Regions from separate parts of the Homo sapiens genome. Here region 1 is linked to region 2. Evidence: chromatin loops called from intact Hi-C (ENCODE). Cell type or tissue: Caco-2. All regions are shown on one strand. Each heading gives the region's core, and the rest is flanking DNA. Links, peaks and the distances in the headings are about the cores only.

What was found. Peaks named below come from ENCODE experiments on the same cell type or tissue, not always from the same donor. Only the 100,000 strongest peaks of a DNase experiment are listed, where the experiment ranks them.
Region 1: a loop joins it to region 2, with 8 times the contacts of the local background. A loop is called at or near these places in 8 of 110 quality-filtered maps.

Annotation. Positions count from the first base shown.
Region 1 is chr14:106,198,067-106,214,416 of GRCh38, reverse strand. LOC105370700 (a long non-coding RNA gene) reads right to left here. Exons shown (of 4, transcript XR_007064369.1): 2 at 11,954-16,350; 3 at 9,266-9,341; 4 at 5,994-8,339. It also overlaps IGH, IGHV3-20 and the pseudogene IGHVII-20-1. Among named protein-coding and RNA genes, the nearest start is that of LINC00226, 81 kb to the left of the region's middle. RefSeq lists enhancers at 7,335-8,534, 12,883-14,082. In Caco-2, for the core only: a CTCF peak has its summit at 3,568 (motif pointing right); DNase peaks (open chromatin) are centred at 3,576, 6,826, 7,116, 10,706 and 1 weaker place; H3K4me3 peaks cover 313 bases.
Region 2 is chr14:106,250,337-106,266,686 of GRCh38, reverse strand. It overlaps IGH, the pseudogene IGHV3-22, the pseudogene IGHVII-22-1 and the pseudogene IGHVIII-22-2. Among named protein-coding and RNA genes, the nearest start is that of LINC00226, 29 kb to the left of the region's middle. RefSeq lists a silencer at 8,649-8,816. In Caco-2, for the core only: a CTCF peak has its summit at 8,975 (motif pointing right); a DNase peak (open chromatin) is centred at 9,006.

The DNA.
Region 1 (16,350 bases), core at 3,510-11,509, 51 kb after region 2:
TATGTTAGTTGGCCACTTCTATGTCTGTATTTGAAAAGTTTCTGTGCACGTCCCTTCCCCATTTTTAATGGGGTTATCTGATTTATGCTGCTGATTTAAGTTCCATATAGATTACTGACTTGCACACACGGAGAAAGCCAGTATTCAAAACTAAATAGAAAAACATAATCACTTGTAGGTATAGACATACTGAATTTGGAATGGTCATGGCTTGCATGTTGGTATTGAAATGGGACAGCAACTTTGGAAAATGGTCTTCACTGAAAATCTCATACACAAGTGTACCTGGTGTCACCACTTACAGTAGTTGAATGGAGAATACAACTCAAGTGCCCATCGACTGCCACAGGGATGAAGACGCCGCGGTGTGTCTGTGTGTCTCTAACCCACAGGGATGAAGACGCTGCGGCGTGTCTATGTGTCTATAACCCACAGGGATGAAGACGCCACGGTGTGTCTGTGTGTCTGTAACCCACAGAGATGAAGACGCCGCGGTGTGTCTGTGTGTCTGTAACCCACAGAGATGAAGACGCCGCGGTGTGTCTGTGTGTCTCTAACCCACAGGGATGAAGGCGCCGCGGTGTGTCTGTGTGTCTCTAACCCACAGGGATGAAGATGCCGCGGTGTGTCTGTGTGTCTGTAATGCAGCTTTAAAGAGGAGTGAAGCACTGACATAGGCTGCAACTTGGATGAGCCTTGAAAACATTGGGTGACTGAACTGAGGGAGACACGGAAGTCTACATCCCTAATTGTCCCATTGACACGAAGCACGCAGAGCAGGAAAATCCCAGATCACAGGAGGTCAGGGGAAGGGAAACACAGAGTGACCGCTTAATGGAGGTGAGGTTTCCTTTTCTGTGATGAAAATGTTCCCAAACCAAATAGTGGAAATGGTTGCACAGCATTGTGAATGTGTAAAGTATCACTGACCCATACACTTACCAAGGGCTGAAATGGTAAGTTTTATGTTATGTGTATCTCAACACAATAAAAATGAGTGCCACATTTTGTTTAGCATATCAATGACAATAACAGTTCAGGTAAATGCTGGATTCCTCATCACAACCAGTGCTTCCTGATGGAGCTGGATTCAGGGGAGGGACTGGAGTGGGTTGGGTGCACAGGTCATGAAGGCAGCAAAAATTCCAACCCACTCCTCAAGAGTCCAGTCACCACCTCCAGATCTATGTCCAAAAAACAGCTCTTCCTATGGCTGAGCTACATGAGCAACAAGCAAATAACCATGTTTTTTGTTGTTGTTGTTTAGTTTTGTTTTGCTTTGTTTTTAGACAGAGTCTCGCTGTGTCACCCAGGCTGGAGTGCAGTGGTGCGATCTCAGCTCACTGCAATCTCTGCCTCCTGAGTTCAAGTGATTCTCCTGCCTCAGCCTCCCTAGTAGCTGAGACTACAGGCACTCACTACCACGCCCAGCTAATATTTGTATTTTTAGTAGAGACAGGGTTTCACTATGTTGGCCAGGCTGTTCTTGAACTCTTGACTTCGTGATCCACCCGCCTCAGCCTCCCAAAGTGCCGGGATTACAGGCGTGAGCCACCGCGCTCAGCCACAACCATGTATTTTTAAGCAAAAGACACAGTGAGGGGACATCAGTGTGAGCCCAGACACAAACCTCCCTATGCGGGTTCACAGGACAGCATGGGGTGCTGAGGACAGAGGTGGGCACTCAGGAACCAGCAGGGAAACCCAGGGGGCGCTTGGCACTTCATGGGGGCTCAGGACCATTGTGGGCTCAGTGGTCAGGCAGGCTCAAGGCTCAGCCTCAGGGCAGGTGCAGCAGGCGGGGAAAGGCCCTGGAGACTGGGTTTAGTGTCACCTTCTCATTGCGCCACTGGACACCCTCCACTACATCTATTCTAATGTGTATGAGTACTTATGAGTTTAGAAAATAACATTGATATTATAAATCTATAGCCATATGTGGGTGCATCAAGTTACCCTCTTCAACCTATGTGGACCCTGTTCATCAGGAATAAGTCCCTGCATTTGAGGACCTTATAAATCAATAATTATGTAGAATCACTTTCTTTTTCAGTCTCATTTCCTCCCTCTTTCTCTCTCTCACACACACTGACAAACACGCTGGTTGCTATAACTTTAATTACCTGATGTGTTAAAAAAAATTGATTCATTTGGAACTTAACCAGTTTAGCTGTTGTTCACGCTGTTATGTAAAAAAGATCCCTAAATGACTTCTACCTGGTAAGAGGAGGGAAGGCGTTGGAAGGTGAAATTGCAGGAGAAAAAGAAAATCGTGAAACGGATTGATTTGTTTTCTCTATGAATGGTGATTAGGTCAATATTTTTCAAACGGTGAACATATTGTGTGAAGATTATTTGTCAATATTATCTCATTAAAACTATTACAAATAAAAGTGTATAATTTGGTAAAAAAAATGAAGAGAGAAATAAAAATAATACAAGAAAAGTCATGAACTCCTGACTCCACACGTGAGTTAACCCTCAGTTTTTCTATGTTACTTAGAAAAACACTAAGATACAGCCAAAGAATATCATGATATCTTTATAAGAAGAGGGTTTTGTAACCCTCACTCGAAATTTCTAGCTCTGTCCTAGAGTTAATTTAGGGAGCAGTCAGATCCAGCTGTGAGAAACACGGGCCAGACAGTGAGACTGGCTTTTACCAGATGTGAGCTCTTAGACATGTCACATGGCCCTTCCGTGCTTGGGGGTTTACCTTCACATCTGTAAATGAAGGAAACTTTGACTCCCACAGAACATAATTCATGTGCATCTATAAGTAGAAATGCTAATGAGAATTAATTATTTATGAAGTATAATCACTCGCATCCACTCTGGGACACAGCCTACTCTGAGGCATCCCTTCCAGAAGTCACTATATAGTAGGAGACATGCAAATGGGGTCCTCCCTCTGCCGATGAAAACCAGCCCAGCCCTGACCCTGCAGCTCTGGGAGAGGAGCCCCAGCCCTGAGATTCCCACGTGTTTCCATTCAGTGATCAGCACTGAACACAGAGGACTCGCCATGGAGTTTGGGCTGAGCTGGGTTTTCCTTGTTGCTATTTTAAAAGGTGATTCATGGATCAATAGAGATGTTGAGTGTGAGTGAACACGAGTGAGAGAAACAGTGGATTTGTGTGGCAGTTTCTGACCAGGGTGTCTCTGTGTTTGCAGGTGTCCAGTGTGAGGTGCAGCTGGTGGAGTCTGGGGGAGGTGTGGTACGGCCTGGGGGGTCCCTGAGACTCTCCTTTGCAGCCTCTGGATTCACCTTTGATGATTATGGCATGAGCTGGGTCCGCCAAGCTCCAGGGAAGGGGCTGGAGTGGGTCTCTGGTATTAATTGGAATGGTGGTAGCACAGGTTATGCAGACTCTGTGAAGGGCCGATTCACCATCTCCAGAGACAACGCCAAGAACTCCCTGTATCTGCAAATGAACAGTCTGAGAGCCGAGGACACGGCCTTGTATCACTGTGCGAGAGACACAGTGAGGGGAAGCCAGTGAGAGCCCAGACACAAACGTCCCTGCAGGAAGACAGGAGGGGCCTGGGCTGCAGAGGGCGCTCAGGACACATTAAGAACACAGTAAACTCAGGGACCAGGTGCCCAGGGAGGTTAAGGGCTGGTTTCCTTTCAGAGACTTAGCTGTTTCTCCATCTAACAGTTTCCCCAGAACCCTGCCTAGATTTGTGATCTGTATCTGCTCAAACTATCTGTGTCACCTTCCTCACCTGTGACTTTGAGGAAGCTTAGTGTGGACATTCCAGTGGGTGGAGAGATCTTGGTGACAGCAATTGTGTGTTCTGTCTAGGCATGTCTATGGCTGGCCATCAGGAACGACAGGCTGGAATTCTTGGAAAGAGGCACACCTGCCATCCATCAGGAAATTTTGTTGTCTTCTGTTCTGCTAGAATTAAATCAGGCACGCCCAGGTTAACTACTACTATCTTCCTAGCTTGAGAAAATTAATGGTGGGCTTGAATAACACCTATATGAAATCATCAGAGCAACACCTAGATTCGAGTCTCATTTAATAATTGAGACTATGTTCTAGCCAAGGAGACACATAAAACTGGTGATTGCCGTGGTCAGTTCATATCATATATTTGTCAGTAGAATCTGGCTGGTATTATGAACAGCTTTGCCAACACATGTGTTAGTGTTGGTCTTCGGAGAAGCACATTCTATGAATGGATTAGGTTTATGTACAGTTTCCTAAGGAACCGGTCCACGCTTTTGAGAGGAAACGCAGAGCGGGTGGAAGGAGGCTGGGGAAGCTGAAGGCATATGAGGGAAGTTGGTCCCTGAGTGAAGGAGAGAGGGAGGATAACTCAGTGGAACTTCCTTAAACTGTGCTGTTCTAGGAAGGTCCAGCAAGTCACTGTATCTGAGTCATGTCAAAGTTTCCCATCGGGGACCCCCGTGACTCCCAGCAGTGGCTCTACTCAGATCAGCGCGGAGCTCATTGTTCTCCTGAGAGTGGAGCACAGGACGTGGCCCCAGCACCAGCCGTGGCATGCACATCAGAGTGCAGCCCCAGGCGCATGGCTCAGGTGCACTGTGCTCCCTGCAGGTGGAGGGAGGGAAGACCTGACTCAGAACCCATATGATGTGGGTTCCATACAGAACACAACTTTTACTTAATTTCTGTGGATGACATAGAAATAAACATACAGTCTGTAAACAATGGTGATTCCTACATTTACCTTGAGAGCTTTATTCTTTGATTCTGCAGAATGTCCTGGCATGGTGTTGCCTTTCTCATGTGGAAGTGTAACATAAGTTGAGGACATGTGTTCCCCACTTTCATTGTTTTCCTCCATGTACAGAGATCCTGAGTGGAGTACAGCTGACCCTCCTTCCACACTGTTCCTCTCCTCCCCACGGGAACAGCAGATAATTACCTGAGGCTGAATCTGAGGTGGGATATGTCCTGTGCACCTCAGAGCCTGCAGAGACCCCCGGCTGCAGATTCATGGAGTCAGGTGTTTGTGCATGTGGGAATCTCGAGCTGTGCTGTTGTCAGTGAATGCTGCTTAGAACTAATTGCAGGATTCAGAATTAGGAGACCCCCTGATCTATCACACCTCAGCTCATTCTGCCACTCATCATCTTCAGAAATTCTGAATATGGTTCAGTTTACATTTTTGTGATGTACTGTTCTCATTTCATTTAGTCATGAGTTTGGTCAGCAGAAAGTGCTACCATTTATGTGTCCCAACCTGATGAAGCTAATTTGCTTCACGAGAAGTTAGGAGGCTCCTGAATCTTATCCTAAGCCTGTCTCTCTGCACTTTCCTTTAAAATTCAGTTTTACCTGGAATTCTGTTGTGTTGATTTAGCCAGTTTTCCCCATACTGAGTGTCTGATTTTCCTGGATATCTGATCAGTTTCCTTGTCCTTCACCATAACTTGGGTGACATCTGATCACCCTGGTCTAACTTCAACAAAAATCCTGGCAGGCTGCCCTAAGCAGGATTTACCTCACTCCTGATGTTTCTTCTTGGTGATTTTCCATCCTGTGCCCCAACCCTGCTGTATGCCTATAAATCCTCACGTTCTCATTCTGTATTTGGAGTTCTGCTGAATCTCTCCCCCACTGCAAAATCCCACTGCCCTGGTCCCTACACCTATCATGAGGGCCCTGGATGAAGTCTTCCTTACTGTGCTGGAACAAGTGTCTTCATATATACATTTTTTCTTTAACAAATCAACCTTTAGTATTTCCTAATTGATCAAAGGACCTCAAACATTGCATGAAAGCGAGGATCTCCATTTTACTATAAGGGGTGTTTTGTGAATTTCAGTTTCCATGTGTGGTGTCCAGAAGTCCTGGGCACCAACGGTTGTGCTTCTCTGTCCAATTCTTTGATTCTGAAACCCGGGAGTCATCTGAACATGAGTAAATAGGTGACTTTTTTCACTATTTAGTGACTGCCTTATTTCATTTACCCTGAAGCTTCACGAACACATTGATGAAAAGTAGATAGAGAACTTGTTTGGAAATGCAAGATTTATAGTAGACGTAATCACCTACATGATTCTGGAGGTCTTCTTAGTGTTCCAAGAACCAGATGTTTTTCCCACCACAGGACAAAGATGAGAACCTCCACGCTGTGAGGATAGAGGACAGGCAGGGCAAAGATGAGAACCTCCACGCTGTGAGGATAGAGGACAGGCAGGGCAGTGTGAGGACAAAAGGGGCTGTGGTCACGTCCAGGGTGTTCTCTCCTAGCAACGCCTCCAGCTCTTTCCTCACTCTGTGGTATTTGTCAGATGGGAAACATACCTCAAATTTATATTTGACATATTGATGGAAGTCCAGGCAAGAGGCATCTGAAAGCTTATTTCTGAACCTGCTTCTGTAAGGAATGCCCATATCCCTTGGTCTCTTTCCTCTTTCTTAACTCCATTGGCTCCCTTCCCCTCCTGCACACACCCACTGACGTTTATGGCCACTTCCCCACACCCTTCACTGTAGTACCATTTTCTTGGGCTCCTGGGAAACCCAACAGCTTTAGTTAAACTCACAGCTATGTACACCCATAGGCCCCTCAGGAGGTTCTCAGTTTCACTCCTACAGTCTCCCAGGCTGCTCCTTGGGGTCCTAACCTGACCATCTCTACCCTCTCTCCTGAGTCTGGCCATCCATTGAACGTCCCTGCTGCCCTCTAATCTGGATTTGTGTACAGTAGAAGGTTAACTCAGCAGACCTGGATTGTTTAAACCCTGCACATTCCTGAAAAACATTGTTCATTTATGGCTCTCAGTTACCTCCTGATGAGAACTCTGAGCCCTTAAAATGCTATGCCAGATAACAGTGTCTGTGGTTGTCTGCAGCCTTGGGACCTGTAGTACACATTTAATCATAGTGCTTTGTAGTGAATGCCAGCTATTTTTTTTTCCTGGGTAGCGGGGGAGCTGTTGTCTGAGTATTGTGGTCAGTTGAAATGCCTAACCTTGTTTTCACTCTAACTCACTACTTTGAATCTTCCCTGTTTGTCTCTTTAATCACCTAGCCTTGCTTCTCATGTAAGTAAGACTCTCTCTAGCTGGGAAAGCTGGACAAACTCCAATTGACCCCTTAATTTACAAGACACTAAGGGCTCCTCACCCAACCCCCTTCCGTAAGGAGTTAACCTGTGTAAACAGATTCTCAGCATTTCAAAGGAGCCCAGTTAACTGATAAGGTACTAGCACCAACAATGTATGAAGTTCCCAGGATTTTTCTCAAGGAGATAACAACATAAAGCCTTGAGTTCATGCCCGGCATAGCCCCTATATCTAATTATAATGAAAGATTTAGAGCCCTGCACCTGGTACTGTTGCTCTTTTTGTAACCATTTGTCTTTTAAATTGTTTATCTCTCTGTAACCATTTTGCTTCTTTTGATTCTTGCATGTTTTTACTTCCGTAGAATTATTGCACTTGAGTTCCCCTCCCCTTCCTAAACCTAGGTATGAAAGTTAATCAAGCCCCTTCCTCGGGGCCCAGAGAATTTTGAGCATTAGCCGTCTCTTTGGCCGCTGGCTTAATAAAGGACTCTTAATTCGTCTCAAAGTGTGGCGTTTTCTCTAACTCGCCTGGGTACAACATTTTTGGAGGCCGCAGCGAGATATTAACACCACTGGGCGAGAGCCGGTCTCGCTCCGGGCTCCCCCGGAAGGATGGCCAGCTCGGAGGAGGGACACCACCTGAGGAAAGAATTTTCAGGTCTGCAAAGAGTGACCGCCTTCCAGAGGAGAGCGGATCGACCACTGTGTCAGCGCCCTAAAAGTCAACATCTGAGTCCTCAGCTTCTGACCCCGGGGTCAGGTAGGTCGGATGTGACTTCGTTTCCGGTGAGAGGGGAGCGGCCCTGACGAGGGCGCTGAGTCCTCAGCTTCTGACCCCGGGGTCAGGTAGGTCGGATGTGACTTCGTTTCCGGTGAGAGGGGAGCGGCCCTGACGAGGGCACTGAGTCCTCAGCTTCTGACCCCGGGGTCAGGTAGGTCGGATGTGACTTCGTTTCCGGTGAGAGGGGAGCGGCCCTGACGAGGGCGCTGAGTCCTCAGCTTCTGACCCCGGGGTCAGGTAGGTCGGATGTGACTTCGTTTCCGGTGAGAGGGGAGCGGCCCTGACGAGGGCGTCCCTCTTTTGACTCAGCCCATTACTCTAGGATGCTAGTGGGTTGAGCCTTCGTTTTCCGGTAGGCGCCTTCGTATCTTGGTTTGGGTGGGAAGTGGTCCTGACCAGGACCCTCCCTTGACTTAGCTCAAGACCCAGGACGCTGGAGAGCTAAGCCTTGGTTTCTGGCAGACCTCTCTCTCTCTCTTCTATCTTCCATCCTTCTTTTGGAAATCTCCGGGAAAGGGAAAAAAAAAAAACCTGTTATAAACTCTGTGTAAATGGTGTGTGAATGTGGGAGGACAAAGGCTTGCGTTTGTCTTCCAGTTTGTAGCTCCATGGCGAAAGCTACGGAGTTTGAGTGGGCCCTCACCTGCCGTTCTGTGGTGACCTCATAAGGCTTAAGGCAGCATCGGGCATAGCTCGATCCGAGCTGGGGGTTTATACTGGCCTGCCAATGCTAAGAGGAACCCAAGTCCCCTCACGGGGAGTGGCCAGGCAGGCATCTAAATGATCCCATCACGGGACCCCCTTCCCTTGTCTGTCTAATAGAGAAGGTAAAACAGGAAAACTGTCATCATTGTTTACATGCCCTAGGGTCAATTGTTTGTTTTATGTTTATTGTTTTGTTCGGTGTCTATTGTCTTGTTTAATAGTTGTCAAGGTGTTACATGTCAGGACATCGATATAGTCCACGAGGTCTGGGTAAAAATTTCTTCAAGGTCCTTAGTGCTGATTTTTTGTCACAAGAGGTTAAATTTCTAATCAATCATTTAGACTGGCCACCACAGTCTTGTCTTTTCTGTCATAAACAAGTAAGCTGTTGTTACGGAAAAGAGTGTGGAGAACATTCACCTGATTGGAATTTCTGGCACCATGAAGGTTGCGGGTATTTAGATTGTCATACCCCACGTCCTAGTGATTGGTCCCCTTCTAAACTGAACTGGTGGTGGGTTCAAAACAGCCACCCTGCAGACCTTCTTGCTCACCTCTTCTGTCATTCTGTAACTTTTCCTGCGCCCTTAAATAGGACCTTGTGTAAAGAAACCTACGCCCGTCATGCTTTACTTCGTTTAGACTCCTATTCTGTTCCACTGTGGCTACTTTCTCATCTTAAGGACGATCCGAGTGGTCCTTTTCCCCCTCGTCCCTGCCCCTTACCCCGCACATCTCGTTTTCCAGTGCAACAGCAAGTTCAGCGTCTCCAAGACTTCGCTCTGCTCTCACTCCTTGAACCCTTAAAGGAAAAAGCTGAATTTGAACTGTTTGCCTTTGAATCGTGGAGACATAAAAAACACTTAGGATATAGGTCTAGAAGAAGAAGAAGAGGGAGAACGCCTAGATCGAACTGGCCCAGGAGACCTCAGGCTGGCCTCCAATCCCCCTCCCTCAATCTTAAAGCTACAGCAATGTGGCAAGTGGTATTAGCTGTTGTGGTTTTTCTGTTCTTTCTGATCATGTTAATTCTGTTTTTCCGACACTCCAGCCCCCCAGGGAAAGAGTTTCTCTGCCGGTGTTGGATCTGATATCTCTGCTCAAGACTTTGCTAAATTGTCTTTAAATAATAATAATAATAATAAACGGGAAACACCTCCTCCTGGCCCCGTAAGGGTTGGAGCCCTCTCCAGTGTATGCTGGAAAATTTTTCTCTTGGTTTCTCAGAGGACTATGGAGTCCGCCTTAGAAAAGGCAAGGTCTGGACACTCTGTGAACTAGAATGACCAAAGTTTGGAGTCGGATGGCCCTGTGAAGGGTCATTAAATCCTACCATTGTTCAAGCCGTGTGATGGGTTGTTACCGGAACTCCCGGCCACCCTGATCAGTTTCCCTATATCGATCAATGGCTAAGTTTGATTAGGAATCCTCCTCCATGGCTCTGTTCATGTGCCATTCGCAATTCCACCTCCAAAGTCCTCCTGAGCCAGGCCGCGTTTTTGCCTCAACCCTCCGCCAGTTCGGCTCCCCCTGTTTTGCCTCCCTCTGAAGAAGAGGAGAGTCTTCCTCACCCAGTTCCACCGCCTTACCACCAGCCTGCTCCCTTGGCGCCATCCCGTGTCTCTTCGACTGCGTCCCCTGTGGGCTGTGACCGCCCATTGCCTTCCGCTACGACCGCATGGGAGGAAGCAGCCCCTCTACTCCCACTGAGAGAGGCACGAGTCCCGCGGCTGATGAGCGCTCAGCCCCCTTCCTGGTTTATGTCCCTTTTTCTACTTCTGACTTGTATAATTGGAAAACCCATAATCCTCCCTTCTCTGAAAAGCCTCAGGCTTTGACCTCACTGATGGAGTCCGTGCTCCGGACCCATCGACCCACCTGGGATGACTGCCAACAGCTCCTTTTAACTCTGTTTACCTCTGAGGAGAGGGAGCATATCCGAAGAGAGGCCAGAAAGCACTTCCTTGCATCAGCCGGTGGGCCGGAGGAGGAAGCTAGAGACCTCCTGGAGGAGGAGGAAGCTAGAGACCTCCTGGAGGAGGAGGAAGCTAGAGACCTCCTGGAGGAGGAGGAGGTCTTTCCCTCCACCTGGCCTAACTGGGGCCCAGATTCCTCAGGTGGAAGGAGGGCTTTGGACGATTTTCACCAGTATCTCCTCGCGGGTATTAAAGGAGCCGCTTGGAAGCCCATAAACTTGTCTGAGACAACTGAAGTTGTCCGGGGGCCTGATGAGTCACCAGGGGTGTTTTTAGAACCTCTCCAGGAGGCTTATCGAATTCACACACCTTTTGACCTGGCGACTCCCGAGAATAGCCGTGCTCTTAATTTGGCATTTGTGGCTCAGGCAGCCCCAGATATTAGGAGAAAACTCCAAAAACTGGAAGGATTTACTGGGATGAATATCAGTCAGCTTTTAGAAATAGCCCAGAAGGTTTTTGAAAACCGAGAATTTGAAAAACAAAAACAAGCGACACAGGCAGCTGAAAAAGCTGCCGATAAAGCATATAAAAGACAAGCAAAAATCTTGGTAACAGCTATCCAAGAGGGCAGAAAGGAAAGGCCTGCATTCCAGAAAAATGGCCAAGGAACCTCGGGTTCCCACCAGAAAAGTGAAAGAGGTGAACAGGCCCCTCTAGGAAAACACCAATGTGCCTATTGCAAACAGACTGGGCATTGGAAAAAGGAGTGCCCGTTACTGCCAAAAGAAAAATCTGAAAACAAAAAGGTTCTCACCCTGGCCGCAACAGAGGAGCCTGATGATTGATGGGGCCAGGGCTCCCTTGCTCTCGGCCCCCAGGAGCCCATGGTAACTGCTACAGTGGGGGGCCAGCCTGTATGTTTCCTAGTAGACACCGGGGCAGAGCACTCCGTACTGGAGACTCCCCTGGGCAGTGTCTCAAATAAAAAAATTGCTGTACAAGGGGTAACTGGAGCTATTCAAGAATATCCTGTCACACACACCTGAGAAGTAAACTTGGGACAGAAAAGAGTGACACACTCTTTCCTAGTAGTTCCAGAGTGTCCTATTCCTCTCCTTGGACGGGACCTACTCCATAAGTTACAGGCCTCAATCTCCTTTTCAGCTCAGCAGGCTCATCTCACACTAGGAAATGCAACTTCCCCCACTGCCCAACTCTTGCTAACTACCCCTCTGTCAGAAGAATACCTTCTGGTTTCACCGTCGTAATCACCGGAGGAGAATACTAATACTCTTTTGTTAGATCTACAGACACTTTTCCCCCAAGTTTCGGCCGAGTCAAACCCTCCCGGACTGGCTAAACACCATCCGCCAGTAGTCATAGAACTCTTGGCCACTGCCATACCGGTCCAGGCAAAGCAATACCCCACAAGTCAGCAGGCTAGAGAGGGGATTAATCCCCACATTCAACGACTGTTACAAGCTGGCATACTTACCCCATGCCAGTCGGCCTGGAACACGCCATTTTTGCCGGTCCAGAAACCTGGAACAAATGATTACTGGCCAGTACAAGACTTAAGGGACGTTAATAAATGGACTGTTGCTGTCCACCCAACCATTCCTAATCCCTATACTCTACTCAGCCTGCTCCCACCAGAACATACAGTATACACTGTCCTTGACCTGAAAGATGCTTTCTTTGCTATCCCTCTGGCCCCCAAAATCCAGCCGATTTTTGCTTTCAAATGGACAGATCCAAGATCAGGAGACACTACCCAACTGACTTGGACTCAGTTACCTCAGGGTTTTAAAAATTCCCCTACCCTTTTTGGAGAGGCTCTTCAGCAAGATCTTATACCCTTCCGAGCCAGTCACCTTAACTGTACTCTTCTCCAATATGTAGATGACATTTTAATAACAACTGAAACTATGGATGGTTGTCTACAACACACAAGAGACCTGCTCTACCTCCTTCAGGAGCTCGGGTATGGAGTCTCAGCCAAAAAGGCCCAGCTTTGTCTTCCCAGAGTGTCCTACCTGGGGTACAAGATAAACAAAGGAAAAAAGGCACTCACTAGTGCCCGGAAAGAAGCCATCCTGCGAATCCCCACTCCCGCCACCAAGAGACAGGTACATGAATTCCTAGGAGCCCTGGGATATTGTCGTCTTTGGATATCGGGGTTTGCAGAGATTACAAAGCCTTTGTATACTGCTACAAAAGGTAATGGCCCACTGATTTGGACAGACACCGAGGAACAGGCTTTTCAGAATCTGAAAAAGGCTTTAACTGCAGCCCAGGCTTTAGCCCTCCCAAATATCTCAAAGCCTTTTCATCTGTTTGTCCATGAGAGCCAGGGAGTTGCTAAGAGAGTGCTTACTCAGACTTTAGGAACTTGGAGAGGCCCAGTGGCTTATTTATCTAAGAAGGTGGATCCTGTGGCCTCAGGATGGCCAAGTTGTTTGCCAGCCATAGTGGCTACAGCAAGCCTAGTCCAAGAAACTGATAAATTAACTCTAGGCCAGAATTTAACCCTTACAGTTCCTCATGCTGTAGAGACTTGACTACGAAGTGCTTCAGGTAAATGGATGTCAAATGCTCGTATTTTACAATATCAGAGTTTACTGTTGGATCAGCCTTGTTTGACTTTCTCTCCCACAAGGTGTTTAAATCCTGCTACTTTACTCCCAGATCCAGATTCTAATACTCCTGTCCATGACTGTCAGGAGCTGTTAGAAGCTACCGAAACTGGCAGGCCAGATCTTCAAGATGTGCTCCTGAGAAAGGCGGACGCCACCGTGTTCACCGACGGCAGCAGTTTTCTCGAACAGGGGATACGCAAAGCTGGTGCAGCTGTTACCACAGAGACAGATGTGTTGTGGGTTCAGGCTTTACCGGCAAGCACCTCAGCACAAAAAGCTGAATTGATTGCCCTTACTCAAGCTCTCCGATGGGTTAAAGATAAACGTATTAACATTTATACTGACAGCAGGTATGCTTTCGCTACTGTGCATGTACATGGAGCCATCTACTAAGAACGCGGGTTGCTCAGGTCAGAAGGAAAAATAATTAAGAACAAAGAGGAAATTTTAGCCCTGCTTGAAGCTGTGTGGCTCCCTCAACAAGTGGCTGTAATCCATTGTAAAGGACATCAAAAAGAAAACACGGCTGTTGCCCGCGGTAACCCAAAAGCGGTTTCAGCAGCTCGGGAAGTGGCGCTGTCTTCAGCTCCGTCCATAAACCTGCTACCGGCAGTTTCTTTTCCACAGCCAGATCTGCCTGACAACCCCGCGTACTCAACAGAAGAAGAAAAACTGGCTGCAAACCTTAGAGCAAATAAAAATCAAAAAGGTTGGTGGATTCTTCCTGACTCTAGAATCTTCGTACCCCCAGCTCTTGGAGAAACTTTAGTCAGTCACCTACATTCTACCACCCATTTGGTGGGACAAAATTAGCTCAGCTCCTCCGGAGCTGTTTTAAGATCCCTCATCTACAAAGCCTAACAGATCAAGCAGTTCTCTGGTGCACAGCCTGCGCCCAGGTAAATGCCAAGCAAGGTCCTAAACCCAGCCCAGGTCACCGTCTCCGAAGAAACTCGCCAGGAGAAAAGTGGGAAATTGACTTTACAGAGGTAAAGCCACACCGGGCTGTGTACAAGTACCTTTTAGTATCAGTAGACACCTTCTCCGGATGGACTGAGGCATTTGCTACCAAGAACGAGACAGCTAACACAGTAGTTAAGTTCTTACTCAATGAAATCATCCCCTGGTACGGGTTGCCTGCTGCCATAGGGTCTGATAATGGACCTGCCTTCACCTCGTCCATAGCTCAATCAGTCAGTAAGGCATTAAACATTCAGTGGAAGCTCCATTGTGCCTATCAACCCCAGAGCTCTGGACAGGTGGAATGCATGAACCATACCCTAAAAAATACTCTTACAAAATTAATTCTAGACACCAGTGAAAATTGGGTAAAACTCCTTCCTTTAGCCCTACTTAGAGTAAGGTGCACCCCTTATCAGGCTGGGTTCTCACCTTTTGAAATTATATATGGGCGGGCACCACCTATCTTGCCTAAGCTAAAAGATGCCCATTTTGCAGAAATATCACAAGCTAATTTATTACAGTACCTGCAGTCTCTCCAACAGGTACAAGAGATCATTCTGCCACTTGTTTGAGAAGCCCATCCCAGTCCAGTTCCTGACCAGATGGGGCCCTGCCATTCATTCCAGCTCAGTGACCTGGTGTTTGTTAAAAAGTTCCAGAGAGAGGGCCTAACTCCTGCTTGGAAGGGACCTCACACCGTCATCCTCACGACGCCAACAGCTCTGAAGGTGGACGGAATTCCTGCTTGGATTCATCACTCCCACATCAAAAAGGCCAACAAAGCCCAAACAGAAACATGGGTCCCCAAGCCTGGATCAGGACCCTTAAAACTACACCTAAGTCGGGTGAAACTGTTAAATTAACTCTTTTTATTTGCTTCTTTTGTTTATCCTTGCCTGTAATGTCTTCTGTGCCTTCCTACTCCTTCCCCCTCACCTCTCTCACAACAGGACGTGTTTTCGCCAATACTACTTGGAAGGCTGGTACCTCCAAGGAAGTCACCTTTGCAGTCGACTTGTGTATACTGTTCCCGGAGCCGGCTGGTACCCACGAAGATCATCGCGACCTGCCAGTCATGGGAGCAGGAGGTGTCGACCTTGCAGCAGGATTTGGACACTCTGGGAGCCAAGCCAGATGTGGAAGCTCCAAAGGTGCTGAAAAAGGACTCCAAAAGGTTGACTTTTACCTCTGTCCTGAAAATCACCCTGATGCTAGCTGTTGAGATACCTACCAGTTCGTCCGCCCGGATTGGGCATGTGTAACTTTAGCCACTTACTCTGGGGGATCAACTAGATCTCCAACTCTGTCAATAAGTCGTGCTTCTCGTCCCAAATCGTGTTCTAAAAATAATTGTAACCCTCTTAACATCATTGTCCATGAACCTAATTCAGCTCAATGGTACTATGGTATGTCATGGGGATTAAGACTTTATGTCCCAGGGTTCGATGTTGGAACTATGTTCACCATCCAAAAGAAAATTTTGGTCCCCTGGAGCCCACCCAAGCCAATCGGACCTTTAACTGATCTAGGTGACCCTATGTTCCAAAATCACCCTGACAAAGTTAATTTAACTGTGCCCCCACCATTCTCAGTTCCTAAGACCCAGCTACAAAGACATCAACTCCAACCCAGTCTGATGTCTATACTTGGTGGAGTACATCATTTTCTTAACCTCAGCCAGCCTACACTAGCCCAAGATTGTTGGCTATGTTTAAAAGCAAAACCCCCATATTATATAGGATTAGGAGTAGAAGTCGCACTTAAAGGTAGTCCTTTATCCTGTCATGCACAACCTCATGCTTTCACATTAGGAGATGTGTCTGGAAGTGCTTCTTGTCTAATTAGTACTGGATATGACTTATCTATTTCTCCTTTTCAGGCTATCTGTAATCAGTCTCTGCTTACTCCCATGAGCATCTCAGTCTCTTACCAAGCACCTAACAATACCTGGTTGGCCTGCACCTCAGGTCTCACTCGCTGCCTTAATGGAACTAAATCAGAACCCCTCTTGTGTGTTCTAGTTCATGTCCTTCCCCAGGTATACGAGTACAGTGGATCAGAAGGACAACTCCTCATTGCTCCCCCGGAATTACATCCCAGGCTACGCAGAGCTGCCCCACTACTGGTTTCTCTTTTAGCCGGTCTTAGCATAGCTGGGTCAGCAGCTATTAGTACAGCTGCCCTAGTTCGAGGAGAAACTGGACTAATGTCTTTGTCCCAACAGGTAGATGCTGATTTAAATAATCTTCAGTCTGCCATAGATATACTACATTCCCAGGTAGAGTCTCTA
Region 2 (16,350 bases), core at 4,315-12,314:
AATTCACAGCACCACATATATTAGTGTTGCAGTGAATAACTACAAAGTCTATCCTAACCAAGTGTACCATCAAATTTACCATTACCCAGAGGGAAGAATCTTTAACATGAGATCTATGTTCATAATTTTTTAAGGTGAAAAAGTGATCACTATCCAATCAGGCAAATATGATTTTGCTAATGAGTGGTAGATGTTGCATGTATTTTTGGATGTCATCCCTTTTTCAGATGCATGGCTTGCAATTATATTTTCCCATTCTGTAGGTTGGAATTATTTCCACACTTTGTAGAATCTTTTTGTTGTGATGTAGTTCCACCTGTTTAATTCTGCTTTTGTTGTCTGTGCCTTTAATGTGAAATATAGGAAATCATTGTTAATATATTATTTTCTGGGTCGGGGAAATTTTACAATTGCAGGCCATATGTTTAAATATCTGGCCCATTCAGAGTGATTTTTGTGTTTATTCTAACCCAAAATTCTTAACTCTTTGCATGTGTACATCCAGTTTTTCTAACACATTCATAGGGAGAGACTTGGTTTATCTGTTTTATATTGTGGGTTCTTATGCTGAAAATCAGTTTGCCATTGATACATCAGTTTATTTCTGAGCTCTTTCTACATATTTATGCCAACTCCATCCTGTTTTTATTATTCTACTTTTGTTATTACTTTTGAAATCTGGAAGTAAGATGTAAGTTTATTTTTGCCTTTTTACAGATGCTATAGCAAAATATTTTAACCTTTCACTCTTCCATATAAAAGTATGGCTTTAAATAATGACTTTTATTATATACAGGTTATATTCTTGTATTCCTAACTTTTAGAGGTTTTATTATGAGATCTTGAATTTTTTAAATGTTATTTTCTATGTCTGGTGAGAAGTTAACTGATGCTTTTCCTTTATTCTCTTAATTTACCACATCAGATTTATTGATTTGAAGATATTGATTCATCAGCGCATCTCAAAAATAATTTGGAGCTTGTCATGGTGTACAATCCTTTTAAAGTCTTATAGAACTTAGTTGACTATGAATTGGGAGTAGCTTGTTTACATATACTAAGAACATTTGTCAGAAGTTTGGTTTTCTTCTTTTGCCTTGTCTATTACTGGTAATACAGTGATTGGAGCCTCTTAGAAAGAGATTAGAAGGTGGGGACCTCACGGATTTTTTAAAAAGTTAGAGAACGGTTGTCATCACTTTTTTAAACGCTGAGAGTCATTTGTTATCTAATATATAACCCATCATGAGGAATATCTCTAGTGTGCTTGGGAAGCATGCATATTACGCTGCTGTTGGTTGGAATGTTCCGTAGATGTCTGTTAGGGCAGTTTGTTCGAGAGTGCTTAAGTCCACGGGCTTCCTAAGAATTTTTCTGTGGATGCTCTGTACATTATTGAAGGCGAGGTTTTGAAGTCTCCTAATTTTTTTATAGTTTTCTATTTCTCCTTTTATACATCTTAAAGTTTCATAAATGTAGTTATATTTCTAGTTTTTCAAATATGTAAAAGAGAAATAAAAATATTTGCTTAGTAATTTTAATGAGAAAATCACATAACAAGAAATTATATTTTCCAAATGCTGCCATCAACACTAAACTCCTCCAGGAGTCTCACATCTGCCCTGGGCTCTGCTCTCTCCTCAGGCATCCCACCTCAGCATTTGCTGCAGAGGAGGGGACGTGAAAATAGGGCCCTCCCTTTCCTGATGGAAACCATCGCAGCCCTGAGCCTACAGCTCTGGGAGAAGAGCCCCAGTCCAGCATTACCAGGAGTTTTGATTTGACAATCAGCTCTGAACACACATGGCTCACCATAGAGTTAGGGCTGAGCTGGGTTTTCTTGTTGCTATTTTAAAAGGCAAATAATGGAGAACTAGAGATATTAAGCATGAGTGGATGTGAGTGAAAATACAGTGATTATGTGTGGCAGGTTCGGACCAAAATGTCCCTATGTTTGTAGGTGTCTAGTGTGAGGTGCAGGTGGTGGAGTGTAGGGGAGAGACAAGAGGCAGAAAAGTGTGCAGGAGGCCGGGTGAGGCTGTAGACACTGTCAGCCCACTATGCCAATCCCACCACGAGTGCTGGAGAAGGTGGGAGTCTGATGAAGCTTACTAACAACCCTGTGGTCCAAGCTAATTCCATCAAGGCCATTGGTTCTTCCCAGAGCATAGCTGTCCATCGGGAATCTCCCATGTGCCCAGCAGCAGCCACGCGTTAGCAACTTCACTGTGCACAGTCATTGTTTGGGAGGAGCTCCAGGATGTGTCTCTTTGTCAAAAACTGGGTGATGGTGTCAGAGAGCTGTGCCGGGTGCCTGGTCCACGTGCTCCCTGACATTGGAGGTATAGGAGGTGCGTTCTCAGGGTGGAAACACCTTTTATGGAAATGTACATAATAAATCACGATTTTCCTTGGTTCTCTTAGACGACATGGAGAAGCAAGCATGCACCCTGCAAACAATTGTAATTTCCTGCTTTACCCCAAGTTCATGATTTCTTGTAAACTTTGATTTCTGTCCAAGTACAGAGATACTGATTAGAGTGAGTTTGGTTCTTTCCACACACTAACCCTCACCTCCCCCAGATAGAGCACATTGTCCTCACTCTGAGTCTGAGGGAGGAGCTGTTCCTGTACAACTCAGGGACTGCAGAGACCCCCGTGTGCAGCTTTGCAGAGTCAGATCTTTCCTCATGTGAGGCGACCTCCACTGCCCGTGATTGCTGCTCAGGTCTAATTGTGGATTCGGGATTATGACACCCTTTGGGCTATCACAGGTCAATCTTATTCTGAAAATCACCGTAATTATAGACAGAGGTAATAATCCAGTACCCATTCTTCTGTCCGCAGTTTGTCTTTCTTATTTGGTTGAAAGTTTGAAGAAAAAATGTGACCATATATTCATCTAATTCTAACCTCTGAATCTGCTATTTGCTCTCGGGGACCTACAAATTGCAAAACAGTGAGTTCTTCATTTTCATCAAAATGTGCAAATTTGTGAATTTCAACATGTTGTTCAGAACCTGTGCATGCCGACAACTGTGATTCTCGGTGCACTCCTGGCCTGGTGAAGCCCTCACAGATCCTCCCCCTGGCCTGTGGCATCTCTGCTTCTCCATTACAACCAGTGCTTCCTGCTGGAGCTGGATCCGTCACCCCCCGGGGAAGGGACTGGAGCGAATCAGGTGCACAGGTCATGAGGGAGTGCACAATCCAACCCACTCCTCAAGAGTCCAGTCACCATCTCCAGATCCACATCCAAAAAACAGTTTCTCCTACAGCTGAGCTACCTTAACAAGGAGTACACAACCATGATTTTTATACAAAAGACACAGCGAGGGGAAGCCATTGTGCGCTCAGAACACTCTACAAATTTTCCTCCCTAGTGTTTTACCAAAACTGGTATATATTTCAGATACTGAAATATTTACAACCTACGTTATTATGCTAAGAATTCTAAGTTAGAAGTTAGAATGATAATTGTCTCTTTTTTTTCCTTTTTTTTTTTTTTTTTTTTGATACTGAGTCTCACTGTTGTTGCCTGGGCTGGAGTTCAATGGTGCAATCTCGGCTCACTGCAACCTCTGCATCCCAGGTTGCAGCAATTCTCCTGCCTCAACCCCCCAAGTAGTTGAGATTACAGGCGCCTGCCACGATGCCCGGCTAATTTCTGTATTTTTAATAGAGACGGGGTTTCACCATGTTGGCCTGGCTGGTCTCAAACTCCTGACCTCAGGTGATCCAACCGCCTCAGCCTCCCAAAGTGCTGGAATTACAGGCAGGAGCCACTGCACCTGGCCAATTATCCTCTTTTCATAGATGGATAAACTAACCTAGGCCTTTGAAAATAAACCCTTATCTGAGAGTGAAAAGATAAGCCATAGATTTGGAGAGTTTGCTTGCAAATCAAATATTTGGAAAAGGACTTTTATTACAAATATACAAATTACCTTACAATTGAACAACAAAACCACACAATTTAATTTTAAAATGGGCAAAGACCTGAATAGAAAGTGCATCTAACAATAAGTATAAAAAGTGACCAACTGGATTTTCATTAGGTAAATGTATGTTTAATATTGAAAAAATCCTAGTAACCTAATAGAATGGGTAAAATACACAATATAGACAATACCAAATGTTGACGAGGAAGTTGAAAAACAGGAATTTTCACCCATTGCTCCTGAGAATGCTGAATTGGCACATAGACAACTACAGTTAATAATTTATTGTGTATTTCAAATTAGCTAGAAGATAACATTTAGAATGTTCTTACCACAAAGAAGTAGTCAATGATTGAGATGAAGGTTGAAGGTTGTCCCAGTTATCCAGATATGCACATAATTTTCTTTTTTTCGAAATATCACATGTACCACATAAAGGTTTTGAACTATTATGCATCTATTTAAATTACACATTAAAAAACACCAGTGGAAGGGAATCCAGCTAATTGCAGATTGCCATTGGATGGGACGTTCTGTATAATCTGTAAACTAATCAGAATCTGTGTTTTTCTAAAGGACATTAGGAATCGTTATACTAGTTTCTAAAGATAAGCCTTGCAAGTTTAATTATTTTCCTAATGGGTGGCGATTTTGAACATTGAAGAAATGTTAGTATTTGTTTCTGGTTAAGTTTTCTTCTTCTAGTCTCAGGAGAAAAGGTTTGCAGGGAGGAATCTGAGACTATCTTTCAAGTCTCAACTTCAATGTGATTACCTCAGTAAATATTTTCTGATACCCCTGAGTAGGGTAAGTCTCATATATGTCCAATAAACTAAAAGTAGAATTTTAAGCGCCCAAGCTGACTGAATGGAACCTTCCTCTTCACCAAGGAGTTCCAGAGACTTGAAAACCTAGTTCAGGCCACATTAGAAACAGATCAGAAATGCCTCATTATACCCTCCTCACTTTGGAATTCAAGCACAACTGACCAGCATTTTCATGAAAACAGAGGACTCAAGGCTCAGAAAACGGATTCCGTGTAGCAATAAGATACCAAATTCTAACCTGACTCGAGAATAGCGTCATGTGACACAGAGCAGGCCTTGAAAGGAATCGAAGGCTTTTACCCTAAAATATATTTCTTTGACATATTTTTAAATCGCCCTGCACAGTTATCCTTTGTGAGAGAGATTTACATTCTGTAGAGAATCTCCTTCCCTTTCCAGGTCTTTCGTTATACTGAGGAGATTAGCTGGAAGTCTAGCATCTCTTAAAGGTCTTAGTAGAAAAACATTTGCCATCTATTTCCTCTAAGCGTGGCCACATAAGAGACTTCATCTGCATAATATGAATTTTGTTCTCCAAAACCTGTTATCTTAACCCAGACACTTTTTACTACTGATTTCTGGTCTTTAGATAAAAACTTAAGTCTTTCAATGAATTGCCAATTGAAAAATCATTTAATTCACCTGTAAGCGGTAATTATCTCCCCACACTGCCTCACTTCTAGCTGTTTTGTCTTTATGAAACAAATCAACAGATATCTCACATGTATCAATTGATGTTATTAAATTTAACCTGCAATCAAACCACTTTGGGCACATGTTATCAGGATCCTCTGGGGCTGCGTCACAGGGCATGGACCCCACATTTGGCTCAGAATAAATCTCTCTAAGTATTTTCCAAAGTTGGCTTTTTATCGATAGAATCTACTCTGTGGTCTCTGTTACATTCAAAAGCATGATAGTAATAAAGTATTAGTTATTAAAAATAAGCACATGTTGGCAGTTTCTTACGAAGTTACGCATAGACTAACTATGGGATCAAGTGTAAATTTTCAAAGTATTTATGCAGTTATTTCAAAATGTATGTTCCACAGATACTTCTATCAGATCCTTTATATTAGATAATTATTTGTTTTATGACTTTTTTTGTAGATGATCATGCCGTATCTTTTCTAGGCCTTTATTGTAGAAAATTGTGTGAAACCAGTCAGGGCTACATTTGAAATTCATTGTCACAGTGGCTGCCTGAATTGCAGTGGGTTTCCTCTGCAGCCACCAGACACCCAGATTCCTCCAGTGACACCTTAATTTTGTTTCCTGCTTGGCATTGGGCCTTAAATTGTGTGTTCCAGAGAGACTCTGTCTTTCATCTCCCCCAGGTCATCCCAGAGCCACATGGACCTGATGATTGTCAATGTGGTGGGAAGGGTTGCACTGAACGGGCACTCTCTGTCCTTCTGAGGGAGCCACACTCCAGGCAGACATGGCAGTCCTGGCTCAGGACGTGTCCTTCCAAGTATCCCTGCCCCTCCTGCAGGTGTGATGCTGATCCATGCATCTTCCTCCCATTCCTGGGTAGAGGGTCTCCTTGTTCTTTCCCCAATCTTCTCCCAGCAGCCACTATGTCTTCCCACTGATGTCTTCAGCTTCCTCTTTTCTGCCCTTCCCAGCAGATGAGTCTGTTATTCCTGAGGGAAGAGAGAGGAGGTGGGAGATGAGGCTGTTATTCCTGAAAGAATGGACAGAGCTTTGGAGCTTTTCTTTCTTCTACCCCAGTTTCTACGAGTTCCTCCAGTGCCTGTAACACAGAGCTGTCAGTGGCTTTGCCCCTGCATGTTAATTCTTTGGTCATGTAGTGGTGGTGAGGGAGCTGGGTCTGGATGCATTTCAGCCACAGCTGCTGTTCCGTTTCCCACACAGAACCATCTCGGGAGGAAGAGGGTGGAGATTTTTGTGATGTGTCCTCAATCTTGGGAGGAAAGGTTTCAATAGCAATAGGAGTCTCTCAGTTTTAAGTCCTGTGGAAATTTAAATAATAACTTCTTCATTATACTTAATTTTAAGCAATCGGGTAAATATATCTAATTTAATCTTGCATTAACTTATATGACATTTGCTGGCCTCTGCCTCAGATAAAATTATATTCTTTTCCTGTTTATCCTTACAAGTCACTGATTTGATTTTCACAAGAGGTAAGTTCTCTCATTTGCCCTATACATCAATAAACTCATGTATTAAATAAAATGTGCTAATTTGTAGCTCAGTAAGGCTAGTTGTTGTAAAAATAATACTTTTTTATTGGATGACTACATCTCCAGGCGGAGTAGAAGATACATTTGTAATACTCAGAAACTGGAAATAACACAAATGTTAAGGAGATTTATAAATAAATGATAGGGGTGTACTCATTAACTGGAATACTGTTCCTCGTTAGAATCAACACCTTTATACACAATCAAATTACTGACTCACAAGTAATTATTCTGAGCAAGAAGCCACACAAATGAAATGGAAACTAAAAGATTTCACTTTAACAAAATATTGAAAAATAGATCTGAATTAACAAAGATGAGAGGTTGACTGAGTATAGTGAGAGAGAAATGACGGGAGGCAGGAATGAGAGGAACACAGGGAAGCAGGGAAGCTTTTAACTGTAATCATCATTATCTTGATTGTTATTTTGGATACACAGGTGAGCACATGTGAAATTACATTTTTTTTCTTTGGAGACATGGTCTTGCTTTGTCATCCAGGCTGGAGCTCAGTGGTGAGATCACAGCTCTCTGCAGCCTCAGACCCTGGGTCTCCAATCCTCCTCCCTCTGCCCTATGTAGCTGGGACTACAGTTGTGCACCACCATGCTCGGCTTCAGTGTGTATTCAACTGCACACTTTAATTATGCAATATTTATTATATAGCAATAATGCCTCAATAAGGGTATTGCAAATAAGTGAATATATAATTTGTTAGATAAAGACTGATGGAAAGATAGACACGAACATGAGAGATGTATGACACTTAAGAAAATAAAACTGTGGGAAACATGCTGTTCTTTACAATTGTTAGGTAATCACAAAAGAGCATACACATCACACCATGTTCCCATTACAGAGAAATGGTTCTGTAAACCTCACTAGGTGCAACCCCTGTGTGCTGGGCTTGGTTCAGGGAGAAGTCAGGTCCAGTGGTGAGAAGCACAGGCCCAGATGCCCAGGTCACTCTGACCAAATGTGAGCTCTGGGGACACTGTACAACCCATCTGTGCTTCTGCTGGTAATTTCTCATTTGTAACATGGAAATAACATTGATACTACATACCATGGTTTCTCTGCATGTGTAAAAATAAAAGATTATTGGTGTGAACTTCAAAAATATGCAGTTTATGTAGATCTATTGTACCTCAATAAAACTTTTAAAATAAAAATTACAAAATTATAAGATTTATAGGTTTTAAGGGTTTACCACAGAACAAACTTACAATAAGTAACCACAATTCCCAAATGCTATCAATATCACAAATCTCCCCCAGGACGCTCTCACATGCTGTGAGCCCCACTCTCTCCTCAGGCCTCTCACCCCAGAGCTTACTATATAGTAGGAGACATGCAAATAGAGCCCTCCCTCTGCTGATGAAAACCAGCCCAGCCCTGACCCTGCAGCTCTGGGAGAGGAGCCCCAGCCCTGGGATTTTCAGATGTTTTCATTTGGTGATCAGGACTGAACACAGAGGACTCACCATGGAGTCATGGCTGAGCTGGGTTTTTCTTGCCGCTATTTTAAAAGGTAATTCATTGAGAACTATTGAAATTGAGTGTGAGCGGATAAGAGTGAGAGAAACAGTGGATACGTGTGGCAGTTTCTGACCAGGGTTTCTTTTTGTTTGCAGGTGTCCAGTGTGAGGTGCAGCTGGTGGAGTCTGGGGGAGGCTTGGTACAGCCTGGGGGGTCCCTGAGACTCTCCTGTGCAGCCTCTGGATTCACCTTCAGTTACTACTACATGAGCGGGGTCCGCCAGGCTCCCGGGAAGGGGCTGGAATGGGTAGGTTTCATTAGAAACAAAGCTAATGGTGGGACAACAGAATAGACCACGTCTGTGAAAGGCAGATTCACAATCTCAAGAGATGATTCCAAAAGCATCACCTATCTGCAAATGAAGAGCCTGAAAACCGAGGACACGGCCGTGTATTACTGTTCCAGAGACACAGTGAGGGGAGGTCAGTGTGAGCCCGGACACAAACCTCCCTGCAGGGCCGCGCGGGGCCACCAGGGGGCGCTAGGGACCCACTGAGGGCGGGACAGGAGCAGGTGCCGGGAGAGGTTTCCTTTCTCCTCAGCTGGAAAAGTCAGGTTTGTGTTTGCCGGACTCTGGAGCTTTCTAGGCTGTGACGTTTTATTACTTGTGTTTATTATGAATTTATTATCGTTAGTATTTAAATTTTAGTAATTTAAAAATTATATATATATGTTTACACTTTAATGAAATAAGCATTCCTATTTGCACCGATTCTTCCAGAGTTTTATTAACATTTGTTGACGTCAGCAGCTACGAAGCTATAGGGACATAAATTTATAACCATAGAAAGATGTATAGGCCAGGCGCGGTGGCTCACGCATGTAATCCCAGCACGTTGGAAGCCATAGGTGGGCTGATCACTTGAGGCCAGGAGTTCGAGACCAGCCTGGGCAAAATAGTGAAACTCCATCTCTACTAAAAATGCAAAAATCAGCTGTGCGTATTGGCATGTGCCTTTAATCCCAGCTACTCGGTAGGCTGAAGCAGGAGAATCACTTGAACACGGAAGGCAGAGATTGCAGTGAGCTAAATGGCGCCACTGCACTCCAGCCTGGGTGACAGAGCAAGATTCGATCTCAAAAAAACAACAAAAAACAAAAACAAAACAAAGAAAGAAAAAATATATAAATACAAAGACATATGCATATATGTGTAGGAATTCATAATAAACATTACAATAAAGTAATTCTAAAAATATGTCCTAAAGAATCAAACTTAATGATGAGCTAAATGTAAATTATTTGAGTATTTCACAATTGATTTTGGTTATTTTTAATTGTTTACATCAATTGATTTATATTTGTTCATTTAACTACTGTTAAATAATGGTTATTTCAAATGTGGTTGTCACAATAAATAATAAGAATTTGAATTGATAAATGATAATTATCTTAATCATTTCTTAATTATCTTAGTTATCCCATATGGTATTCACAAATCATAACATTGCTTCTTACCTTGTAAATATAAACAACCATAATTCGTGAATTTAAAATAAAATTTTTTATTTTAATTTTTTAAAATTTATCCCAGATCATTATCTTTTTCTTCAGTTCCAGCTCTCATTTGATGGTCTCAAGGGCCCATCTGCACCCCTGTCTCCTGAAGGCTTCTGGGAGTGGCTGTGGGACAGGCAGAAGCAGGAGCCCATGTGAGTCCACACGACCTGGAGCCTCCCTCTCCTTGGATTAGGCCATCTCCTCGGGATCACAGGGCTCTTCATTATCCTCACCCCGCTGTTGTACCAAACAAGCAACATCACACTTCAATTCATCACGCTTTGCTTTAATTTTCTAAATCATCGTGAAGGTGATAATGTTAACAGTAAATGTATCACTAACAAATAGGATAAGCCCTTTTCCATGGGACAGGGTTTCTTACAAGGACTTGACATGTATTATGTATTTTCCATTTATTTATAGATGAGATACTAATATCTCCATATTGGAGACAATTCCTTTAAGTCATTTCTTAAAATTAATTTTTCCTAGGACTCCAAACAAATCCATGATATAGTTGAAAATTTCAGGTGTAAGAGTTGGGCCAACATTGAGACTATATTAACATTTATAACATGTGCTTGCAAATATTGTTATTTTTCTGTCGGCTGTCCCCAGTTATGGTTTGATACAAAATGTTAGTAATTTATCCTAATAAAACAGTTTACAATATTATATCAATAGTTTATTAACTTTGTATAACTAATAATATAAAATGTTCAACATATTTTAGCCATATTTTACTTATTTGTGAAATGTGTGCTTATTAGTTTTTCGTTTTAAGATGTCACCTTTATCTTTTTTATTTCTGGGATTTTATTCTAGTAGATATAACTAAATGTCTTTAAATAATTATTGTAATAATCACATTTATATTTTCTATTTGAATTTTCATATGCATGTTATTAAGATTTTAATTTCAATAAAAATATTTTCCTCCAATTGTCTATTTTCTGTTTTTATGAGATAACATATACAAAAATGCATAGCTCTTCAATGTACAGTTTGAGGGTTTCTGGCAAATGTGCACGTTTGTCTCCAGCACCTAAGTTAGGGTGAGGAGCAGGTCCATCTCCACAAGTGTCCTCTCAGTGTTTCCAGTCAGCTCTCACATAAGGATTTTTTTTTAATTTCAACTTTTAATTTAGATACAGAGGGGACGTGTGTGGACTTGTCACACGGGATTATTGAGTGATGCTGAGGTTTGGAATCCAGATTCCATCACCCCCTCCCTCCACTCTCCAGCAGTCCACGGTGTCTATTGTTCTTCTATTTATGTCCATGTGTGCTCAATGCTGAGCTCCCACATAGGAGAATATGTGGTATTCGGTTTTCTGTTCCTGCATTTATTTGTTTATGATTAAGACCAACAGCTCCATTAATTTTGCGGCAAGGGACATGATTTCATTCTTTTTCATGGCTGTGTAGTATTATATAGTGTAGATGTACCATATTTTGTATATTCAGTCTACCAGTGATGTGCATCTGGGTTAAACTACGTCTTTGCCACTGTGACTAGCACAGCCATGAATACGCATGTGTAGGTGTCTCTTTGGTAGAATTATTTATTTACTTTTTAGTGTATACCCTGTAGTGGAATTGCTGGGTAAAATGATATCTCTGTTTTAAGTTCTTTGAGAAATCTCCAGTCTGCTTTCCAAAGTGGCAAGACTAATTTATATTCTCATCAACAGTGTATAAGTGTTCTCTTTTCTCCAAAGTCCCACAAGCATCCTTTGTTTTTCGACTTTTTTGTGATACCATTCTGAGTGGTGTGTTGCTGCTCACCTACAATCATCTCATATTTGATAAGGCTGATGAAAAGAAGCAATGAGGAAAGGACTCCCTGTTCAATAAATGATACTGGGACAACGGGCTAGCCATATGATGAAGATTGAAGCTGACCCTGTACTTTCAACATATATAAAATTAACTCAAAATTGATTAAAGCCTTAAATGTAGGACCTCAAACCATAAAACTCCTTGAAGACACCCTTGAAAACACTCTTATCGACACTAGTTTTGACAAAAAATTTTTGGCTAAGTATCCAAGGCCAGTTGCAACAAAAAGAAAAATAGACAAGTGGGACCTAATTAGTTAAGGAGTTTCTGCACAGTAAGACAAACAAACAAACAAACAACAAACAAAACTATCAGCAGTGTAAGCAGACAATCTACAGAATGTGAGAAGATATTCACAAGCATTGCATCCCACAAAGCCCTAGTATCCAGAGTCTGTAGATAAACAAATCAAAAAGAACCAAAAAAAAAAAAACCCTTTAAAAATTGGCTGATATGGTTTGCTGTGTCCCCACCCAAATTTCAACTTGAATTGTATCTCCCAGAATTCCCATGTGTTGTGAGAGGGACCCAGGGGGAGGTAATTGAATCATGGGGGCTGGTATTTCCCGTGCTATTCTCTTGATAGTGAATAAGTCTCATGAGATCTCATGGGCTTATCAGGGATTTCCGCTTTTGCTTCTTCCTCATTTTCTCTTGCCACCCACCAGGTAAGGAGTGCCTTTTTCCTCCCGCCGTGTTTCTGAGGCCTCCCAAGCCATGTGGAATGTAAGTCCAATCAAACTTCTTTTTCCTCCCAGTTTTGGATATGTCTCTATCAGCAGTTTCAAAATGGACTAGTACATAGGCAAACGACACAGACACTTCTCAAAAGAATACATGCAAGTGCCCAGCAAATATATTGTAAAAATGTTTAACATCACTAATCATCAGAGAAATGCAAGTAGAAAAATGTTCTGATTTCTGTCACTATAGGAGGTCCCTTTTTCTTGTTTAGAACTTCATATACATGGAATAAAATATTATAGATCATTTTTGTAAGGGGCAACTTTTACTATTTGTGAGGTTCATTCATGTAATAGCATTTATCAAGGTTTTGTCATCATATGTATAAATATGTATGTACTCATACACATATAGATATTTCATATCTAAATCAATTACATTAATAAATGACAGATTATTAAATAAATAAATCTGTTTATTAAGTAAATAAGTGACAATATGTATATCTATTTTCCTGTTGATGGGATTTAAATTTGTTTCCAAAATAAACATCATAAACAAAACTATTATAAGTATCTTTGTACAAGTTCTTCTGTTTATATTCACACATTTTATTGATAAAATATGTAGATATATAGGTATGCATTATAACTTTTCAGCTTTATGGAGCTATCACTGACAAATAAAATTGTATATATTTAGGGTACACCACTTGATGTATTGATGTACCTGGGGAGATGCTCATCATGATCAAGGTAATCGGCATGCCTGTCCTCTCAGAGAGTTATCATTTTATGTCTTTAATTTACTGTGTGTGTGTGATAAAAACACCTAATATCTACTCTTCTGGCAAAAGATACCTTTATAATACAATATTCATTAGTATAGTCACATTGCTTTACGTTTCATCTCCAGAACTATTTCAACCTGTGTTTTAGTCCATTCTCACCCTAATGTAAGGAACTACCTGAGACTGGGAAATTTACGAAGAAAAGTGGTTTAGTTGACTCGCGGTTCTGCAGGCTTAACAGGAAGCATTATTGGGAGGCATCAGGAAACTTACAGACATCATGGAAAGTGAAGGGGAAGCAAGGACCTTCTTCACATGCTGGCAGGGGAGAGAGAGAGAAAGAGCAAGGCGAGATGAGCCACACTTTTAAACCATGAGACCTTGTGAGATCTTGCAAGAATCACAAAGGGGAAGGTCGCCCCCATTATTCAATCTCTCCCCATCAGACCCCTCCTACAACACTTGGGGATTAAAATTTAACATGAGATTTGGGTGAAAATGCAGAGACAAACCATATCATTCCACCCCTGGTCCATGACAGATCTCATGTCCTTCTCACATTGCAAAATATATTTATCCCTTCTCAACGGTCTCCCAATCTTAACTCATTTCAGCATAATCATAAAAATCTATAGTCTAAAGTCTCCTCTGACAAGGTCAGTTTCTTCCCCCTATAAATCTGTAAAATTAAAAACAAGTTAGTTATTTCCAAGATACAACTGGGGTGCATGTACTAGGTAAATGCTCCCAATCCAAATAGGAGAAATTGGCCACAGAAAATGGATTACAGGTCCCATGCAAGTCCAAACACCAGCAGGGCAGTCATTAAATGTTAAAGCTCCAAAGTAATTTTTCTTTTACCCCATGTCTCACATGCAGGACACACTGATACAAGAGATGGTCTCCCAAGGCCTTGGGAAGCTCCACCCTTGTGGCTCTGTAGGGTCCAGCGCCCATGGCTGCTTTCATAAGCTGGCATTGAGTTCCTGTGGCTTTTCTAGGCACACCGTGCAAGCTGTTGGTGGTTCTACCATTCTGGGGTCTAGAGGATGGTGGCCCTCTTCTCACAGATCCACTAGACAGTGCCTCAATGGGGACTCTGTGTGGGGGATCCAACATCACATTTTCCTTCTACACTGGCCTAGTAGAGGTACTCCATTAGGGCTCAGCCCCTTCATCAGACTTCTGCCTGAATATCCAGGCATTTTCATATATCATCTGAAATCTAGGAGGAGGTTCCCAAACCTCAGTTCTTGCCTTATGTGCACCAACAGACTCAACACCATGTGGAAGCAACCAAAGCTTAGGGCTTGCACCCTCTGAAGCAATGGTCTGAGCTGGAACTTGGTCCCTTCTAGCTATGGCTGGCACGAGACAGACAGGGGTGTAAGGTGCCATGTCTCAAGGCTGTACAGAGCAGTGAGGTACTGGGCCTGGACCATGAAATCATCTTTCTCTCCTGGGCTTCTGGGCCTGTGATGGGAGGGGCTGCCACAAAGATCTCTGAAATGCCCTGGGAACATTTTCCCCATTGGGCTCCTCATTACTTATTCAAATTTCTGCAGCCAGCTTGAATTTCTCCCCAGGACATGGGTTCTTCTTGTCTACCAGATGGTCAGGCTGCAATTTTTTTCCAACCTTTTATGCTCTGCTTCCCTTTTAAATATGAGTTTCAATTTCAGACCATCTTTTCATGAATGCATAGGACTTATGTTTTCAGAAACAGCCAGGGAAAATCTTGAATGCTTTGCTGGTTAGAAATTTATTCTGCCAGATACCCTAAATCATCTCTCCCTAGTTCAACATAGCACAGATCTCTAGGGCAGGGGCAAAATGCCGCTAGTCTTTTTGCTAAAGCATAGCAAGTGTGAGCTTCACTCCAATTCACAAGAAGTTCTTCATCTTCATCTGAGACCACCTCAGCCTGGACTTTATTGTCCATATCACTATCAGCACTTTGGTCAAAACCAGTCAGTAAGCCTCTAGGAAATTTCACTTTTCCACGACTTCCTGTCTTCTTGTGAGCCTTCTAGGCTTTCCCAACATCTGTCCATTACAAAGTCACTTCCCCATTTTCAGGTATCGTAATAGCAGTACCGCACTCCTGGTGCAAATTTTCTGTATTAATCCATTTTCCCACTGCTATAAAGAATTACTTGAGACTGGGTAATTTATGAAGAAAAGAGGGTTAGTTGGCTTACAGTTCTGCAGGCTAAACAGGAAGTGTTACTGGGAGGCATCAGGACACACAATGATGGCAGAAGGTGAAGGGGAAGCAAGAACATTCTTCACATGGTGGCAGGAGAAAAACAGCAAGTGAGCGGGGAGGTGCCACACTTTTAAACCATCAGATCTCTTGAGAATTTTATCATGAGAACAGCAAAGAGGAAGATCACCTCATGATTCAATCACTTTATATTAGGCCCTTTCTTCAACATGTAGGGATTACAATTTGACATGAGATTTGAGGGGGAACGCAGGGCCAAAACACATCAACCTGCATAACCGAAATTTTTACCCTTTGACCTACATCGCCCAATATTTTCCTCCTCTCAGGGCCTGGGAGCTACTATTCTACTCTGCTTCCAAGAGCTGAAATATTTTACATTCTACATATAAATGAGATCATGCAGCATTTGTCTTTCTGTGTCTGGCTTATTCTAATTAGCATAATGTTCTCTATGATGCTGAAAATGTAAGAATTTCCTTCTTTTAAAGGCTGAATAATATTCAATTTTATGTATGTATATGCCACATTTTATCTGTTCATTCATAAATGGACATTGACTTATTTTCCATATCTAGGCTATTATGAATAACCTCACAATGAGCATATTTGATACACTCACTTCATTTTCTCTAGATGTACACTTAGAAGTGGGTATACCCTATGTTCAATTCATTCAGTAATCTTAATGTTGTTTTTATAATGGCTGTACTAATTTACATTTTGTTCCAAACCATACATGGATACCTTTGTACCAAATTTTCAGGTCTACGTTTAAGTGTTAAATCCA